2 separate regions of the Homo sapiens genome follow, and region 1 is linked to region 2. Evidence: chromatin loops called from intact Hi-C (ENCODE). Cell type or tissue: heart left ventricle. All regions are shown on one strand. Each heading gives the region's core, and the rest is flanking DNA. Links, peaks and the distances in the headings are about the cores only. Region 1 overlaps PRDM16 (PR/SET domain 16). Region 2 holds the start of LOC107984909 (a long non-coding RNA gene).

Region 1 (5,366 bases), core at 55-5,054, 72 kb after region 2:
GGGGCAGGGCTCTGTGTGGCACTCCCAAGGTGGGTCCACGCCCCATTCTACATTCATGCGTAACCATGACCCCTCAGGTCAGCTGTGGACTTCGTTAATAATAACGGGCTGATACTCGTTCATCTATTGTAACAAGAGTATCACACCAACGTAGGTGTTCATCACGGGGGAATTGCGGGGAGACAGGGAGAGAATGAGTCAAGGGGAACAATGTACTGTCCACCTGTTTTCCTATGCACCTGTCATTGCTCTAAAAAATAAAGTCTTCGGTCGGGCGTGGTGGCTCATGCCTGTAATCCCAGCACTTTGGGAGGCCGAGGCAGGCGGATCATGAGGTCAGGAGATCAAGACCATCCTGGCTAACACGGTGAAACCCCATCTCTACTAAAAATACAAAAATTAGCCGGGCATGGTGGCGGGCGCCTGTAGTCCCAGCTACTAGGGAGGCTGAGGCAGGAGAATGGCGTGAACCCAGGAGGCAGAGCTTGCAGTGAGCCGAGATGGCACCACTGCACTCCAGCCTGGGCGACAGAGTGCGACTCCATCTCAAAATAAATAAATAAATAAATAAAGTCTTCATTAAAAAAGAGTTTTCTGGAAGTGGCACATCGTATGCAAACACATGCACATGCATAAGGACACACGTGTCTGAAAAGGCTGATTGGAAATAGTTTTGAATGATAATATGCCTTATTGCTGAGATAATGGATGGTTTTTTTAAATGAACACCGATGGGGGTGTTTTACTTGTTAATACGTTAAGTGACGCACGTAGGGCTGTGCTGGCCTGCAGCAAACACTCAGTAAGTGGCGAAGGTAGTCAATGAACACTGGTAGTACCTGGCAGGCCGCGGAGGGCTCTTCGAGTTGGTTGGATTCTAAAATCCTTGTGGTCCAGGGTTGTGGATCATTCCTTCATGTGTGTGGGTGCCACTGGCACAGCTGACCCCAGTTTCTGGCTCTCTGCCTTCCAGGAACGAGGTAGGATGAGACTCTCTGCCCACCTGGGGTTGGGTGGAGCATCAGGCCGGTGAGTATGAGGGAGGGCACTGCTGCTCTAGGCCGGGCACCAGCTGCTGGTGTGGTCCCTCCAGAGTTCTCTGCTCTCCAACACTGCAACCAGAGAGTCCCAGAGAGCTCCTCAAGTTTTTACCACAAGCAGAGCTGCCCTGCCAAGTCACACTGGGCTTAGGAAAAAAATAAAAGTCACATGTTTATTTAGGAAAAATAAGACTTTGTTACTTGGTTAAGACAATGAGTTTTAGAAGCTGTTTGTTACATTGGCATAAACCTTGCTCACCCTGACTGATCTGCTTAGTGAGTTCCTTGTGTCTGATTCAATTCTACTTTTCAAAACATCCCTCATTTATTCATTCACTCACTCATTCATTCAACAAATACGCCTGCCTTGGGGTCTTGCAGGCTGGCGTTTGAAGACACTTCTCCATTTAATAGTGCTGCCAGGATACAACCAACCACACATCGGAGCCCGCACAGTCGGAGGGCTGATTCACTGTGATGCCATTTTATATAAGAAACTTGAGCATCCTTGGATTTGGGTACCTACAGTGGGAGGAGGTGAGTGAGAACCAGTGTCCCCACCACAGGGACAGCTGTGTCTAGGAAGCACCTACTGTGGGTGGGGAGCTGTCCTGGGTGCTGGAGACATGAGGTTGGATTCCACCAACCTCACCAGACTCCTCCTGGAGTCTGAATTCTTCTGGGACCTCAGTTCCCTGCAACAAGGACCTCTTAGGCCTTTGCTTTTGGTGCCCCAGTTCCCTGGGGACCTCCAGCTGTGAGGATCCAAATCAGATCATCACAGACCTTGGAGGGGTGGGGAAGGCAAGTATCTACCGTCCTGCTGCACTGAGATGCCCGTGTCCTCCTGCGGTGGGCTTGGCTGCATCCCTGTACTTTGCAGATTCTGAGGAGTCCCTTCTCAGGGCTATTCCTCTTCTCATCTGTTATCTATGGGGGGGATATTGTGAGGATAACAAATTGAGTTTGGCCAGAAAGAGTGGGATTCTTAATGTAACAGATTCCGTGTGAGTGTACCGTTTTCTTATTGAGTAATATTTCCCTCTTTGAATAATACTCTCTTTCAGCGTTGGCCTCTTCTTATGCTAACGGGATTCATTACTCCACCTGACACCCACTTCCATCAGCCAGGGCTGCATTGGGAAACTGTTTCTTCTTGCCCAGTTAACAAGATGTTTCTCCAGTATAGTGTTGATAAATTAAGTAATAAAAAGCAAGACGTATTATTTTATGTTGGAACCTCGCCTCTGTTATTTCTGAGCAACGGCCAAGACTCAGATTATTAGCCACAGAAATGTTTGCATTGCCTGGGATGGAAAATTATCACATAAAAAGAGTCTGGTCTGGTGTTCATCACAGATCAGCTGAGAGGAAGCGGAGATATTTGGAGAAAAAAGCATCCACTGTAGCCGGCTCACGCACACCGGGTTAGAGGGGAAGGGGTGAGCGCGCGGCGGCTTCTGCCGGGGAACAGGCTCCCTGCTCGAGCCAGGCCAGGGCTTTCTTCTTGCCTCCCAAACCTGAGGCTCTGGGTTACCAAGGCCCCAAAAGGGCAGATAATTATCGGAAGAGAATCTGAAGCCTGGGCACCCCAGAGAGCTGCAAAAATAAAATGAGGAGGAGGACTTTTGAATAGATTTCCTCCCTTTGTATTTCTGTTTTGGACGAGAAATGCAGAGGCGGGAGCAAAAGGGAACTGGCAAGGTGGAGAAAGCAGCAAATTAGGCCAGAAGGAAGGCCTGGATTGGCGGGCACCCTGGGTCGGTGGGGAGCTGCAGGGATGAGCAGTACCTCCGTCCCGGCCCTTCTGCCCACACACAGCCCTTCAGTAGTTCACACCGGCCCAAGGGGAGGCTCGAGTCACCCTCAGCTTACCCACGAGGAGGGTCCAGGCAGGCGCCGGAAGCAGAAGATCCCAGGGATTCCCTCCAGGGGCTGCAGCTGGGGCTGGGGAGACATCGCCTGGGCCTCGTTCACCATGATGACTGTGCCTGGGCGTGGCAGCACCCTCCGTGTGCAAAGTCAGGCCATATTGGGCTCAGGCCTGGGTGGTAGAGGCCACCCCTTGCAGCTCGCCAAGGGATGATCTTAGGGCACAACTGGTGAGTTCTGGGGGCCACACAGCAGCCCTGTGAGGCAGCTGCCTTTCTTCCCCTCCACATAATCATGAGAAAACTGCATTCAAGCAGGTAAACTCACCACCCAAGGCCACATAGGCAGTAAGCGGCAAATCAGGCCCCCCCAAGAAAGCCCTGAAACCCAGACCAACTAGTGAACAGGAGGCTGGGGCAAGAGGGGACCCAGTGAAGTGTTTTGCAGCGTAGCCTGCAGCCCCGCATGCTCTGGGCTGTCCAGGTTTCTGAGGTTGGAAAGAGTGTGGTCCCCACAACCAGCCCCAAGCAAGGGACTTCTGCGTGAGCCACCTCCGTGGGCCTGGGATGCGCCTCTCCACTGGGCCTGGGATATGCCTCCCCTCTCCATGGTCAGGTCTGGTCCCAGCTGTCCCTCCCTCGTTAGTGCAGCAGGTGCCGTCTGTGTGTCCCTCATCCAGGCTTCCTTACAGGGCACCCAGGATCTTCCATTACTAAGCTGTGGCCCTCAAACTCTCCCCATAGTATCCTCCAAGCCCCCTGCACTTCTTTGGGCCCCTGGTTTTCCAGCATCACACACCCTTCCCACCTCCCCATACAACTCCAGGGAAGACTTGCATCTCCCCTGCGGTGTACCCCTCAGAGACCACCTTCTGAAACCCCACTCTCAAAAAGAAACTCTTTGCTTTTCAAACAGCTTTAGTTGTGTGAACCCAAGCAACTACCCACACCCTGGCCTAGCAGGGAGCACTCCTGATTGTCTGGATTCCTGTGGTTCTGGGGGGCCAGGCCCCAAGGACAGCTCCACAGGCCTTTGGGGTTTTACTCAGCTCTAACCCCACAGGCTGCCTCTCTGCTAAGCCTCTTCTGAGCTGCTTCCGAGCCCCCATGAGGGTCTGTCCACAAGCACTTTCTGTGGGCCTGGGAGACTTGGTGGTGAAAAGAAATTCCTGGAAGGCAAAGGGCTCTGTAAGAAAACTCCTTTATCCTACTGACACCTTAATTTCTTCGTCTGTAAAGTGGAAATAATAACTTTTGCCTCAGAGTTATGGTGGTGACTATACAAGTTGTGGTGTGTAAAGCAAACTTAAAATAGCACCTGGCACATGCTTGAGACTCAGAGTGAGATCAAGATTTGTGTGATGATGCTGGTGATGAGGTTGATAATGAAGATGAAGATGATGGTGACCATGGTGGTAGTGATTATGTTAATGATGAAGGAAATGATGATCATAGCTTTGATTATGATGGTGTTGATGATGGTGATGGTGGTGGGGTGATGACGGTGATGGTGATGGTGGTGATGATGAGGAAGATGATGATTTAGGTGATGAGGGAGATGATGATGATGGCAATGATAGTGATGATGATACCATTGATGATGACGATGATGATGATGAGCCTCAAGGTCCCATCTAGACACAGTCATTACATGGGAGAACCAAAGAGCCCAGGAAAGGGCAGACATCAAGGGACCAGAAGACCCCAGAAGCTTCAGTTCTGGCTCCATCATCAACCAGCGTGACCTGGGACAAGTCACTTAACCTCTCAGGGCCTTGTTTTCTGCCTTGGCAACAGAGGGTAGACACTCTGTTCCCCACTCAAGTTCCTGGGCTAGGGAGGACCCCGGGAGATAAGGCATGGAACAGTGCTCAGGAGAGTCCTTCACAAACATGAGGCATTAACAAGAAAAAAAAAAAAAAACAGGAAGAGGCAGAAAGAAAACTCTTGAATGTCCCTCACGCCCTGGTCCTCTTAGGTGACCTCTCACACAGAGAAGCGGGCCTTGGGGAGTGAATAAGAAATACAGGACTTCCTGCGAGATAGCAAGTGAATTGTGAGCCGCGAATTACTTTTTTCCTTTGAAAAATGAGGTAGTCGGGTCAAAATATTTTTGCATTTCAAACACTTGAGTTCCTTTGTCCTTGGGGCGAGATGACTTGGTTTCCATGCAGCCTCACAATGCATGGAAACATCTTTTAGCTGCCAGACGGGGCTTCTGATAAGCCGCCAATTCATAGTGTGGGTTTGGAGAGCTGGAGACGGGGTGAGAAAGCTGAGGCCTTTGCAAAGTCTATTTACACAGTGGCGAGAGTCCCTTTCACCCTCTCCGGCAAACAGGCCCTGGAGCACAGGCATTGAACCCAGGGGGCCGGGTAGATGACCTGTACACACGGCATTGCCCACCAGCCCACGCACACACCAGACCCACCTAACTGGGTTCCTGGGGGAGACC
Region 2 (5,366 bases), core at 290-5,289:
CTTTCTCTCCTAAGCTGTTTGCTTGGCCAGTAAATTAAACATGCCCTTAAAGCGCTGATTTTCCTCCAGCGGGTCAGGGGTTTTGGGAAGTAGAATTCAAACAGAAAAAAGCCATGTTTTAAACGGAGCCCTGCAACGGATATGCACTTGATGCGGACGCTGCCCCACTTCGGGCTCCAGCGGAACTCCCAGAAACACCTGGGGTTCTAATTCCTACTTGTCCTTCGGGCAGAGGCGCCCACGCCCGAGAGGAGTTAAGGAGCGCGTCGAGGGGGCTTCGGCCTCCAACCCGACTTTGTTTGCGAGCTCCGTGCAGTTACCAGTTCCAAATAACAAGATGCCATGTTAATTACCACCCCCCCCAATGTACCTTTCTGCTGCACACGGTCAGCGGGGCGGGGGTTATGGGGGTGTTCTTTCAAACCTAAACAACTTCAGGTCTTTAGGGGGGAGGAACAGCAGCGGCAGTTCTGTGGCTGCGTCTCTGAAAGGATCCGCCGCGTCAATTAGAAAGGACCCGTTGGCCACTTAAAACATAATAATTACTTCTCTGAATGCTGATCAATTAAATAAGTGTTTTCCTTACGACTTTTCCCCCCAAGACTTTGGTTTCTTTTGAAAGAAAGCATTTTGCTACTTCTTGTGCTGATCTGTTTGCAACCAGTGTGAGGAATCTGAAGTCATTTTTCCTGTACTTAAAAGTTCTGGTCTCCTTAGAGGCTTCTGTTTCCGCAGCCAACGACAGGGTGCGGGGCGGGGGCCGGGAGGCGAGGGCCAGCAGGACCGGGGTCCAGTCACTTTCACGGGTCCTCGAGGCAGCCACAGAAGGAGGGGCTTGCGTGGAAAGATCTAGATCAGGTCAGGGTGACGGAGCTCACCCCACCTCCTGTCCCTTCCCGCTGCTCCCCACCTAACACTCGCGCCTGCCTTTTTTATGTTATCGAGGCAGAATTCAACCTCTGTAAAGGGGGCGATTCAGTGGCAGTGAGCCGTTCACCCAGCAGTGCGACCACCCCCTCTCTAGTTTCCAAACACCTCATCACCCCGAAAGGAGACCTGGGCCTCTCGCTGTCACCCCCACCCCAGTCCCCGAGATCTCCCATCTGCTTCTGTCTCTGGGGGCCTGTGCTGGATGAGTCGTCTAAATGCCGCCAAGCAGGTGTGACCCTCTGCATCAGCTTCCTATGCCGAGTGGTGCATGTCGGGGGCTGGTCCAGGCTGCGCGTGCCAGGGCCGCCCTCCTCCTTGGGGAGGGGTGGTGCCACAGGTGTGACCCTCTGCATCGGCTTCCTACGCCGAGTGCCGCATGTCCCAGGCTGGTCCAGGCCGCCTTCCTCCTTGGGGAGGGGAGGTACCGTCCACTACTCATCCGTTCCCTCATTCCCTCGCAGACGGACATTTGGGCTGTTTCTGCCTTCTGGCGATGGTGAATCTGCCACTGTGAACATTCGCCTGCCTGAGTCCTGATTTGGCTGCACTGGGTGGAGGGCTTTGCTTTTCTTCCTGTCCAGACTCCTCCTCGCCCTGCCCATCTCCCTTGGTGCCTCAGGCTACAATCTGGTATAGTTTCGGCTGCACACACACACTATCTTGGCACCCATCCTCTCTTAGGACGGACCCCAAAGGCCTATCCCAGACAGAAAAACTGGGCACTCTCTCATTGCTTAGTTCAGTGACCTGGGGCCCCATGAGTCCGATATCCATGACCTCAGCAGGCCTGTTCCTAGCCTGTGTCGAGATCATCAGGAACTTCCACCAGCCTCCCCAAGACCCAGCCAGCCCTACCCCAGTGCATGTCCAGGCTGTGGCCTAAGTGCAGGGATGCCCAGGCTGCGGCCCAAGTGCAGGGATGTCCAGGCTGCGGCCCAAGTGCAGGGATGTCCAGCCTGCGGCCCAAGTGCAGGGATGTCCAGGCTGCAGCCCAAGTGCAGGGAAGCAGCACTGAGCACATTTCACATTCACCCAAACTCTGAGTCCTCCCAGGCACTTAGGACTTCTGCCGTCCCTGATTTCCAAGGCTATAGAGGACATTTGGAATGTTCTGGTGCAAATATTTCACCATCAGCCAGCCCTGGGTCAGCCGCCACGCGTGACGGCTTCACCGGCTGTCCCCAGGCTTGCAAGGCACAGGCAGCTCCTTCCCTAGTTCCCTTAGGGCAGGACCACCCGGCGCATCCTCAGGTGGCTGTGGGAGCCAGGGTGGGTGAGCCAGGGTGTGTCGGGCTGTGCCATCCCATCAGAAATGTTGGCCCCAAAGGAGCCTGGTAGGATCCCATCCTCTGGAGCCTCTGACATCGAGTGATGGCAGCTGGGCTCAGGGCAGAGTGGAGGCAGCGTCTCCCGGGCAGGGGTGGCAGCCGGGCCTTCTGGGCCCCTGAGCACCCTCGGTGCCCATTGATGCCCGAGTCCCCGGCGCTCCCTGAGCTGTACACACTGGGTGGGGCACGTGCTGCAGAGGTTGACGCTGCGTTGTCTCCTTTAGGTGACGGTGACGTTGTAAATAATATGTATGAGCCCAACCGGGACCTGCTGGCCAGCCACAGCGCGGAGGACGAGGCCGAGGACAGTGCCATGTCGCCCATCCCCGTGGGGCCACCGTCCCCCTTCCCCACCAGCGAGGACTTCACCCCCAAGGAGGGCTCGCCGTACGAGGCCCCTGTCTACATTCCTGAAGACATTCCGATCCCAGCAGACTTCGAGCTCCGAGAGTCCTCCATCCCAGGGGCTGGCCTGGGGGTCTGGGCCAAGAGGAAGATGGAAGCCGGGGAGAGGCTGGGCCCCTGCGTGGTGGTGCCCCGGGCGGCGGCAAAGGAGACAGACTTCGGATGGGAGGTGAGCGATCGCGCCTGAGTATGATTGATCACGGCCATTTATCTTGTGTTCAATCTATTTATAAAGCCGGGCTGAGCAGCCACTGCCCGAGGCGGGAGGCGCGGCCAGAGAGAGCGTTCAAATGTCACATTTCCCAGCCTATTTTATCCTGCAGCTCGCCTGATGCGACTCAGAAAGCATCAGAGGTCCTCGTGGGTGCCTGTCAGCCCTGTAGGCCACGCCCACTCTCTCCCGGAAATGTGTCTTTCATGAGCTCATGTCTTAAAACATCCCGTGCTTCCCGCCGGATCCCAGGCGCGAACACTGCCATCGCGGCAGGGCAGGGAGATTAATAGGAAGTCCCAGAACAGGCAGCTGCACTCCAGGGCTTCATTCCAGGCCAGGGCAGTGTGGAGCCGCTCACAAATCACACCTGGTGGCCACGCTGCCCCGGCTGCCGTCTTCCCCGCCTGCCCCGGTCAGCCAGTGGCCTAAGAGCAGCCTCAGCTTCTCCAACTCCAGGGGCACAGGCCCCGACCTGCCAGGGAGGGATGGCTGGCTGTTTAAATTTTCCCACCACGACGTGACTGGCCTTGAGGGTCTGAAGCTGGCCTGGTGATCCTGCTGCAGGGGTCAGGAGAGAGGGCGTCCCTGGGACGGCTCTGAGAGGGAAGCACCCGGAGTGTCCTGCCCAGGTTGTGAGGGACGCTAGGCCCCGGTGTTGGGGTCCCTTGAGTGGTCCTAGGGGGACTAACAGCCCCACCCCCCCACAAAAAGTGCACTTCCTGGTGGGCCCTGGCCCTTCTGCCGGCCTCACGCAGCCAATTGTCGGTGGTATTTTTGGCAGGGCCCCTGCCTGGGTGGAAAATGGGAACACCAGTCGGATTCCCCCTGTGCCTCCCAGCCTCTGGAGTGCCCGGATGGAGGTGGGCTCCTCATGGGCAAATGGCCTGAGCAGGGAAGAGGATCCCCAGACGGGTGGGGGCAGGGTCCTGTGTCTTGCCCACCTGCTCTCCTGGTGGCTCGTGGCTCTGGAGAAGTCCCCAGCCAGGTCCATGCTCACTGTCAGGCCTGCCCCAACTCAGACAGGCCGTGGGGAGGTTCCTGTGGCCTCCAGCAGCCCTTGAGCACCTCCCCGGGCTGGCGGCATTAAGAGCCCTTTGTAAGAACACCGACGGCCTGGGGACCAGAGGCTGCCCCGCACGCTGCAGAGCTGAGTGCATCCTCCCTGGGCAAGGAGACCAGGGCACCTTGGCAGCTCCCAGCAGGCAGATGTGGTCCTTGGTAGCTCACAGAGTCCTGTGTGGCTCCTTGTCAAGGATATAGGGAGACTCAGGAGCTACTCCCTGAGTGTCAGCTTAAAGCCCCCCAGCCCTTTACAGAGCTGTGGGGGTCCCGGTGCCTGAAGAAACGTGCGGCAGAGTCTGCGGCCGTCAAGCAGGGTGGAAGCTGCAGCTCTACGGGCAGCCCCTGTGGAACGGGCGTACCCCCCCAACGAGAGGCAGAGGACAGTGTGTGTGGGCCCAAGGTCGGGTCACCTTCGGGAGAGACTGGCCAGGGCCAGGGGCCCCAGTGAAGCAGGACAGGGAGAGAGTTTGGAGTCGAAGACCTCAGTGGAGACACTGCCCAGCTTCATGGCCCTACAGGACCCTCATGGGACCAAGGAGAGCATTTTTCTAGCAATATTCATCTTTGGCTGTGCAGTGAAAGTAACTTTGGCAGAAGTGGCCTGTCCCTCCCTGCCTGGTGTGTGGGAGGGGAATTCAAGGGTGTTTGTCCGTCACACTTAGAAAGGTCTGGACTGTGTAATCAGGAGGTGGCTTGTGGATGTGAGAGGTCCAGGGGCCCTGCAGGTAGCACTTTGGATGACCTTCAGGTGACTTTGTTCTTGTCTACTCTGATACAAGTTTCTATTTGCTTTTTTTTTAAAGAAATGGCCCGTATCACCATGTCCGCGTGGTGCCAGGCCCAGCGCAGACTGCGCCACTGCCTGCCGGTGCCTGTTGACTTTGTGGTGTGTTTATCCCGGGTGTGTGTGTACGTGAGGGAACGCGCTCTCCTCACGGCGCACCTCCCGTTTCTGCGGAGGGCTTTGTTCCACGGTGGCCACCTGACAGATACCCCTCCTGCCGGCGCTTAGAAATATTTACTCTCCCCCCGACGCCCTCAAACGGTGCTCCCCGCGCACCCGGCAGGATCTCGCCTGACCTTGTTTTCCTTGCGAGTTCGGGCACCGACTCCCTGGCTTTGGGACCACCTTTGAGTTTTGTTGCTTCTATCAGATGGGACGGGGGGCAGCCATGTGCGTCGGTGCCTTCGGGAGCTGACATTGGAACTGGGCAGGAAGCCACCACCTCCTCTGAGAAGGAGAGAGAGGAGGAAGCAGGGGGCGGGAATTAAGTGGCAGCCACCTCTGCCTGAAATGAATGATGTCCGTCAATCAAGGAGGTTTCTCCCCACCTCCAGCCACCTCAGTTGGGGCCTTTGGGCAGGAAAACTGACATCTTACCCTTAAGCAGCCTTCCCAGAATTTTCCACCTGTCCCGAAAGAGCTG

What was found. Peaks named below come from ENCODE experiments on the same cell type or tissue, not always from the same donor. Only the 100,000 strongest peaks of a DNase experiment are listed, where the experiment ranks them.
Region 1: it touches region 2 in a loop (5-fold over the local background); 3 of 110 quality-filtered maps call a loop at or near these places.

What each region holds. Positions count from the first base shown.
Region 1 is chr1:3,256,309-3,261,674 of GRCh38, forward strand. All of the region lies in intron 3 of PRDM16 (PR/SET domain 16), which reads left to right. Among named protein-coding and RNA genes, the nearest start is that of MIR4251, 130 kb to the left of the region's middle. In heart left ventricle, for the core only: no CTCF peak of the experiment used is centred there; no DNase peak of the experiment used is centred there; H3K27ac peaks cover 796 bases.
Region 2 is chr1:3,183,643-3,189,008 of GRCh38, forward strand. PRDM16 (PR/SET domain 16) reads left to right here. Exons shown (of 17, transcript NM_022114.4): 2 at 2,483-2,832. It overlaps LOC107984909 (a long non-coding RNA gene), which reads left to right and starts at 3,916. Exons shown (of 2, transcript XR_001737869.2): 1 at 3,916-5,366. RefSeq lists an enhancer at 5,211-5,366. In heart left ventricle, for the core only: no CTCF peak of the experiment used is centred there; a DNase peak (open chromatin) is centred at 3,081; H3K27ac peaks cover 2,788 bases.